Linked DNA regions of Mus musculus: region 1 is linked to region 2. The links are chromatin loops, found by intact Hi-C in ENCODE. Cell type or tissue: gastrocnemius. All regions are shown on one strand. Region 1 has its middle 5.0 kb from the start of 4930480C01Rik. Region 2 overlaps N4bp2 (NEDD4 binding protein 2).

Region 1 (4,000 bases), 130 kb before region 2:
AAATGTAGTGTGTGTGTGTGTGTGTGTATTTTATGTGTGTATGGTGTATGTGTGTGGTATATATATATGGTGTGTGTATGTATGGTGTGTGTGTATGTATGGTGTGTGTGTATGTATGGTGTGTGTGTGGTATGTATGTATGTATGTATGTATGTCCACTTTTAGGTCAGTGTGGCTTAGCAGATGCCTCTGAATTGAAATAATCTCTTCAGAAGAGAGAGGAAGACTAAGGAGACTCTGGAGACTGAAAGAATCCTTCAACATGTCTGGTAGAATAGAAACTTGGAAGGCTCTGGAAGGCTCCTTCCCAGGTTTATAAAAGCAGTAAGCAACTGCTGGGGTAGAAGACGCTGAGCATCCAACCAAGCTCCAGAGGGGTTTCTCAGGCCTGTCATGCTGTCTGCAGGCTGTGCAGTGTCCAGGCTCGCCGCCTTTATGGGTCGCCGACCTTGCTGGGATGGAATCTCCAGTGCTCTGCTGCCTTTTCGAGTCATCTCTCTTCCTTAAGAAACCCCTCACCCACACTCCTGTGAACAACCTCGGTAAAAACTCATGGTTTCACTGGATGTTACTCGGTCGTCTCTCATGGTTCCCCTCTGTACCGTGAGTAAACTTATATGTGTGTGTCGGACACGTGGAGGAAACTCACACAACAGTGGGCTCCGGGGATTGAACTCAGTCTCCAGGCTTGTCCAGTTAATGCCTTTACCCACTGAGTCATTCTGTTTCCAGCTCTAGGGTGGGGAAATACTAAGTGAAACATCTGCCTGGTAAAATGTATGACATGCTTCTGCAAAGGGCCGAACACACGTGCTGGGGTAGTTGTGCTGACCCCAAGTGTGATGACAAGTAGGCTCGCCATCATTTCTCTCACACTCTCATCCAGCCTCTACAAGACGCAGCAGCTCACCTAACACTGTCTCCCTGACCTGGCACTTTCTGCATCCATCCTGTAAGCAAGCCCTTCCTCAGTCAACAGCCTTGTGGTTGTTCGGATGAGACTCTTCTCCATAGGCTTGAACACTTTGTCCCCAGTTAGTAGAACTGTGTTGGAGAAGTGTCACCGGAGGGGGGGACTTTGAGGTTTCAAAAGACTCACACCATTCCCAGTGTCTATCTCTGTCTTCCTTGTGTATGTGGATCAAGATGTGAGTTCTCAGCTGCTGCTCTGATACCATGCCTGCTGCCACGCTCCCCGCCATGATGGTCATGAACTAGATCTACCACCTTCTGGAATCATGAGGCCCAGTTAAATGCTTTCTTCTAGAAGTTGCCTTGGTCATGGTGTCTTTTCACAGCAATAGAAAAGTAACTAAGACAACCCTTCCTTGCAAGGGCTCTTGGGAAATGGTAACAGCAGTGTTCCTTCTGTTTCTTCTCCAGTTTGCCGGAGCCAGTGTCTCTTCATGCTTTCAAAATCGCTGTTCCCAAAGTGAACCACTGGTCCTGGCCATAGAATACTTGCTAGGGCTTCATAAGCCTACAAAGAGAACCTGACAGAAACTATCCTTGCATAGCGGTTTCTCTGGGTTTCCATGGCAGTAAAGTCTCTTCTGTTTTTTTTTTTTTTTTTTTTTTTTTTTTTTTTTTTTCCCTGTCTCTTCTGGGTCTTTATGATCTTTTGATGTTGGGTTTCTCAGGATTGAGTCCCAGGCCCTCCTCTCAAAGTGCGCTCATAGAAACTCTTAGCAGTTATGAGGGGACACGCAGACAGAGGGAAGAGCATAAGAACAAACTCCAAGGTGACAGATCACTGGCATGATTTTTCAACCCTTGATGGTAGCACTTTAAAAACTAATTTTATACCATTATTTCTACAATTATGATAGGTGGTATCTTCTCTCAGCCTTTTATGATGTCTCATTCATTTAAGGTTCAATGTGCACATGTTGCTATTTTAGCTAAATAGAATGTGAGGCTTCTCCTCACATTTCGCCTAAGGGTAAATTAATTTTTAAAAAAATCTTAAATTTCACTTTCCTACTTATACGTGTACTGTGTATGTGAAAAAAAAATACTGCTTCAAGGAAAACAATTGCTTAATAAATGAATGAGAAAGCCCTGTTGGTCTTGTAGCAGACACGTCATTTCCTGTCAATTCAAATTTAAGTTCCTTTTTCCCAGAATGCACTTCCCCAGACTCTGATGCTGACTTTTGGGGGGTTGGGGGGGGGGTTGCTGTTTTCCACCATAATCTTTCTACCGCTGTGAAGTTTCCAGAGTTACAGCAGCTGCAGGAAGCAGGTGTGTAGAGTTGTAGCACGTCCACACCACAGGGCAGGGGTGGGGCATCTCTTCCTGTGAGCCCATAAAAGCAGTAGTGGGGAGTTCCGTGAAAAGTCAGCGCTGATGCTGATGACGTCACTGCTCGGGCCCTCTGCTGCCCTCTGCAGGACAGGAACTCTCAGGACTAAGAAGGGTTGGGATGCGTGCTGTTTCCTTGAAGGAACAATCAAGAGAGGGACCCGAGGGGACATATACCCCTATAATTGAGCCTCAATATAAACCATGCTGTTTGCCCATCGTGAAATCTGTAGGCTGGTAAGCAAAACGAAAGCCCTCTAAAAAGTGATGCTAAAAACCGTGGTTAAGAGACTCAGAGAAACCTGGTTCAATTCTCGAAACAGTAACATTCGCCTGGGTCAGCTTACTTGTCACTAAAGGACTCAGAGTCAAAGCCACACTAGGGTAGTTCTGAGGACTGAATTCACGGAAATACACAAAGATCTTAAACAGTGACAGCGTCTCTAAAACAGACAGCAAGCATTCATTCGCTGTGCATCCCGAGAGCCTATCAGACGCCGAGCTTGCACTTGAACCCAAGACGTCAGATTTACGTCTTTTTGCCAGCCAGACCACCACTCGGCAGCTCATGGCTGGAACTTGCTAACATGTTCGCCCTGCAGGCACAGTGTGGCCTCTCCAGAGCCCTCTTTCTCGTTTCCATGGCTACCTTTCCTCTTCTCTGTGTTATCAAAAGCCCTGACTGCAGAGGCAGGTTTATTTATAGCTGAAAAATTAGTGTTATTCGGCTCGATCTTCTCTGCAGCCGTCACCCCATTACTTTAAGAGCATCCACACTTACAGGCGGCTCTGTTTTCGCTTCCTCGGTGGCCTGGAATCATTCGTTAGTGGCTCAAAACAGTGTTTGAGGAATGTCGGTGAAGAGAGAAGCTCGATCCAGCATTCATCGGCGTCTCCCCTGAATTCCAGTTCCCATGGGCCAGCACAGCTGTACTTGGACATCCCACTTTAGCTATGGCCGAAATCTAACTCACCCGAGCCTCAGTCTTTTCCTGCCCTGTGTTTTCCTGAACCAAGTCAGCATTTTCCAGCCTCCAGGCCAGAACCTGGGAGTTGTCTGAGTTCCATCCCCACCTTATGACCACACCCTCATCAACCTGTCTCCAGACAACCTCCGTCCCATCTCCTCAAGTCCTCTGATGAGGACATCGTGTCCCGGGCTGTGGGGCATCACTGTGGAACCGACAGTTTTTCTGCGTCTCTCTCCTCTGTGCCCTCCCTCACACCCTCACTGCATAGATTGTTGTTGTTGTCGTCGTTGTTGTTGTTAGCACATTTATTTGTTACTCTTCCCGTTGCTGTGACAAAGTACTTGAGTACTGAAAGGACTTGAGAAGACTTTACTTCGGTTCATGGTTTCAGAGAGTAAAGTCTAGCATTGCTCTGTGGCTGTGTGTGTGTGTGTGTGTGTGCTTGTGTGTGTGTAGGCACTTTTTTTTTTTTTTTTTTTTTTTTTTTTTTGGTTTTTCGAGACAGGGTTTCTCTGTGTAGCCCTGGCTGTCCTGGAACTCACTCTGTAGACCAGGCTGGTCTACAGGCTGACCTCGAACTCAGAAATCCACCTGCCTCTGCCTCCCAAGTGCTGGGATTAAAGGCATGTGCCACCACGCCCGGCTGGCACTTTTAATATGGTACCTAGAGCAGGAAGTAGACTGAGACAGGAAGGAACCAGATGTCATATACCAGCAAAAAGCCT
Region 2 (4,000 bases):
CAGATCTTGTTACGGATGGTTGTGAGCTACCATGTGGTTGCTGGGATTTGAACCCTGGACCTTCAGAAGAGCAGTTGGGTGCTCTTACCCACTGAGCCATCTCACCAGCCCCTTAAGCTACAGTTTAAACACTTCCAAATTCTACCTATTTCAGCCAAAGTCCCACAAATGCACTTTGTCCTTCAAAACCAGCAAGGCCTAGTTCTGCTCAGGAGTGCAGTAACAAAGGATTCAAAAATATCTTTTTTTTTTTTTAATTTTAAATTTACAATAGAAAGTCTTAGCAGATTGTCCCTGAGAAAGCCATCTTTTCCTCTAGATTCTCATTACCAGACAATATAAACCTAACAAGAAAAGCTATCCTTTAACCACCAATTTGTGACTGAAATCAGAGAGCGGAAGTGAAGTGACTATCTGAACAGCTCTGACCATACTGGAGCAGAAGTCTACACTCACCTGAAGCTGTGGCTTGTGAGGTATTTAATGACAGCTGGTTTGATGCGAGCAACTCCTCCCTGGCTGTGATTTCCTCTCCCAGTAATCACCGACAGATACGGCTTGCCACCACTCTGTTTAAATTCTGTTAAAGTGGGAAATTGAACAATAAAATCAGTTTTTACATTCTTAACAGAAAATCTAACTATCAAAAGCATATGAAATTAATTTCATGATGTTCTAGAGATTTAAAACTTGGCGGGCGGGGGAGTAATGTTTTAAAGTACATAGAGCCTTGAAGCAGTTTATCCATCTAAAGACATGAGTGGAACTAGACTTTGAGCACACACTTGGTAGCAGGGGGCTGAGACAGAGGTTGTGGAATAAGGCAGCCAGGGTTACAAGGCGACGTTGAAGTCAGTCTGAGGGACATGGTGAGACTCTGTACCAGGAGAGAAAAAATAAGGCTTAACTGAGGAGAGAGATTTCCAATTTCTACAGCCGTTCTGAATAATGACAGCAATATTAATTATATCTAAAGCTGCTGTGCATCTTACTCAGACATTGCTTTACATGACATATTTTTGTGAATTAGAATCAACCCTATTAATGAAGCACTCTAAAATTTTAGTATGAATCACAGCGCTACCACAAATCAACTGTGTGTGTCTATGGGCAAATTCATTGGCTTCTTGGCGCCTGTTTCTTCACATTAAGAAAGGAGATAATAAGAGCTACTATCTTATAGATCATTCCCAGGAACAGCTAGCTATTAGCAAATCTACTTTTAACATGGTCTATCAAAGATAATTCATTGTTAAATTCTTCCCAGGAGAGAATTTTTTAAAATACTGAATGACACTCATCTCTTGATAATATGCTGTTGCTACTTCATATTTGACCTTGGGAAGATAGATATATAAATTCTGAGATCAATACTAGCTCTAATAGAGTAACAACAACAATAAAAACAAGAAGTCCTATTAATAATAAAGTACTTAATGTAAAAAATTTATGTTCTCATTCATAAATAGCCTAAGGTTTTATCTTTAGCATAATATACTACATAAACATATACATATATTAACATTTCAGTATACAGCTCTGGCTGACCTGGAACTCACCCTGCAGACCAGATTCTCCTCAAACTCTGAGACCCAGCAGCCTCTGACTTCTGAGTTTTGGGACTAAAGGAGTGCCACTGCGCCCAACCAGATGCATTATTTACGGAGCTATAAACCAAAGGTTTTCCTTCCCTTTACTGTTCTTTATGTTTACGTTTTTAAAATAGAGTTATTTCTCCTCTCTTTCCAGCCTTTATTTTCTGACTGCATCCTCATGGTGATGTTTAACTTGTTCCTCGGTCTCCCATGAATCCTTGTAACCAATCACATCCAAACTCTTGACAAGTTTCTGGTTTATCTGAAAGCGAAAGTACTTCACAGTATGTGTGTACTTCACTCACAAGGCACAGAGGGCCCAGATGTCTCTATTTAGCCTCAATTTTGAAAGTTCTTTTATATCATGACTAAAACATAATACAGGTACCCCACAGATTATTACCACCTACCCAATCACTTCTACTCAGCAATCCTGCCCTCTGGTGGTGAGTAGCAGACAAGGTACCACAAGCACGGACAAGATGGCCTTTTGCACCTTGGGTCTAAATGCTACCCTGGGCTACTGCTGAGCCGTGTGCAGAAAAGCCTTAATCACAGCCACTTTGGAGGCTGGGGCAGAATCGTAAGTTCAAGGTCAATCTGTGTTACAGAGTTAGGTTCAATGCCAACCTGGGCTACACCAGCCTGGGCAACTTAATGATATATTGTCTCTAAAACCCAAACAACTCCTCTATAATTCAGTAGTGTTTGTTGTTTGGGTTATTGTTTAGCATATCAACTGCTTCAGCTAATGATCAACACTTGCTTCCAATACTCTCTCCAATCAAAAAAGAAGCCATGTGGCAGGCAACACTTCAGCAGTTACTTCCAGCCCAAGCAATCATTAATCTGCTAAGGACATTTCAGATAAATGACACCTTTTTTATTGGCCTTCTTTTAAGTAGCACTCTTATAAATTCATCCATGTATAAGAATTTCATCTTCATGGACAACTCCATTAAATAGATCTACTACATTGTTCACACACACACACACACACACACACACACACACAGAGGAAGGAAGGAAGGAAGGAAGGAAGGAAGGAAGGAAGGAAGGAAGGAAGGAAGGAAGGAAGGAAGGAGAGAAACATGGTTGAGCAAGGAGGTGTTATGCTAAGTGAAATTAGCCAGACTGAAAGAAAAGACTGTACGATGTCACTTACATATGGAATCTCAAAGAGGAAACTCACAGAAAGACAGTAGAGCAGCTCACACAGAAGAGAGGATCAGCACTGGAACACTGAGGGTCAAAGGCAAGCATTGCTACTGTAGGGTAAGTACAGCACGCAGCCATCAGTAGTGCAGCACTGTGTGAGTGCTAAGTCATCCTACACTACAGTCTCTATGTTCACACATTGTCTTAGTCACTTTTCCATTGCTGAAAGAAAGTTTACTGGGAACTTACAGCCCATGACCATCGTGACAAGGAGCACAGCAACAGACATATGGTACTCAGTAGCCGCGAGATTACAGCATTACCCAATAGTATGAGGCAGAGCTAACTCAGAAGGCACTGGGCTTTTGAAGCCTCAAAGCCCATCCCCAGTGACACACCTCCTCCAATAAAGGCCCACCTTCAAATCCTTTCCAAGCAGTCCTAACAACTGGAGACTCAAACATCTGAGCTCGTAGGGAGCCATTCTCACCCAAACCATCACATCCACACCCCTGTAAGGAAGGGCAATAAACTCAGCCATCTCAGGTCAGAGGTCAATGGCATGCTTAGCCTCTCTGCCATGGACTCTCTTTCTGGGCTGAGCAGACATGTTTCTATCTCCCCAGTGTCACACAACACCATTTTCCCACACCAAAATTCTAGTTTTTAGAAGCACTGGGGAACTGAGCTGGAGTGATGGTTCATCCTAAGAGCACTTGCTGCTCTTACATATGTCCTAGGTTCAGCTCCACACATACAGACACCCATACCTCCAATTCAAGATGACCCAATGTCCTCTTCTAATCAGGCATACAAATAATACAGATATTCATACAGGCAAAATATTCACACACATAAAATAAAATAAATCAAAAATAAAATTTAAGTAGTGAGCTAGGAAGACACAGAAGACAATTTCAGCTAATACAGAATTAAAAAAAAACTGTGTGTGTGTGTGTGTGTGTGTGTGTGTATGACAGGTATGGTAGCACATGGCTTTAATCCTAGCCTTTTGGAAGCAGAGGCAGGCAGATCTCAGAGTTCCCAGACAGCAGAGAGTCCCAGTCTGCTCAGGCAGATTCACTGTGTTTGGCAATGCCAATGTCACGAGCACATTCCTACCTTCTGTTTTCTGCTGTAGAACTGCTGTCAAATGTTCTATAGCTTCATCCACATGCAGCCCATGGAGGTCTAAGACGTTCTGCGGTAGCAGAGAGGCGTTGACTTTCTCAAAGATCTCCACAGCA

What was found. A loop is a pair of places that touch in the nucleus more often than their neighbours do. Peaks named below come from ENCODE experiments on the same cell type or tissue, not always from the same donor. Only the 100,000 strongest peaks of a DNase experiment are listed, where the experiment ranks them.
Region 1: it touches region 2 in a loop (4-fold over the local background); 11 of 42 quality-filtered maps call a loop at or near these places.

What each region holds. Positions count from the first base shown.
Region 1 is chr5:65,954,362-65,958,361 of GRCm38, reverse strand. It overlaps a transcript of Chrna9 not described here. Among named protein-coding and RNA genes, the nearest start is that of 4930480C01Rik, 5.0 kb to the right of the region's middle. In gastrocnemius, a CTCF peak has its summit at 2,386 (motif pointing left); DNase peaks (open chromatin) are centred at 2,372 and 2,865; H3K4me3 peaks cover 585 bases; H3K27ac peaks cover 295 bases.
Region 2 is chr5:65,821,852-65,825,851 of GRCm38, reverse strand. It overlaps N4bp2 (NEDD4 binding protein 2), which reads right to left. Exons shown (of 20, transcript NM_001024917.1): 18 at 3,876-4,000; 19 at 457-580. Among named protein-coding and RNA genes, the nearest start is that of Gm3521, 34 kb to the left of the region's middle. In gastrocnemius, a CTCF peak has its summit at 2,045 (motif pointing left); a DNase peak (open chromatin) is centred at 2,049.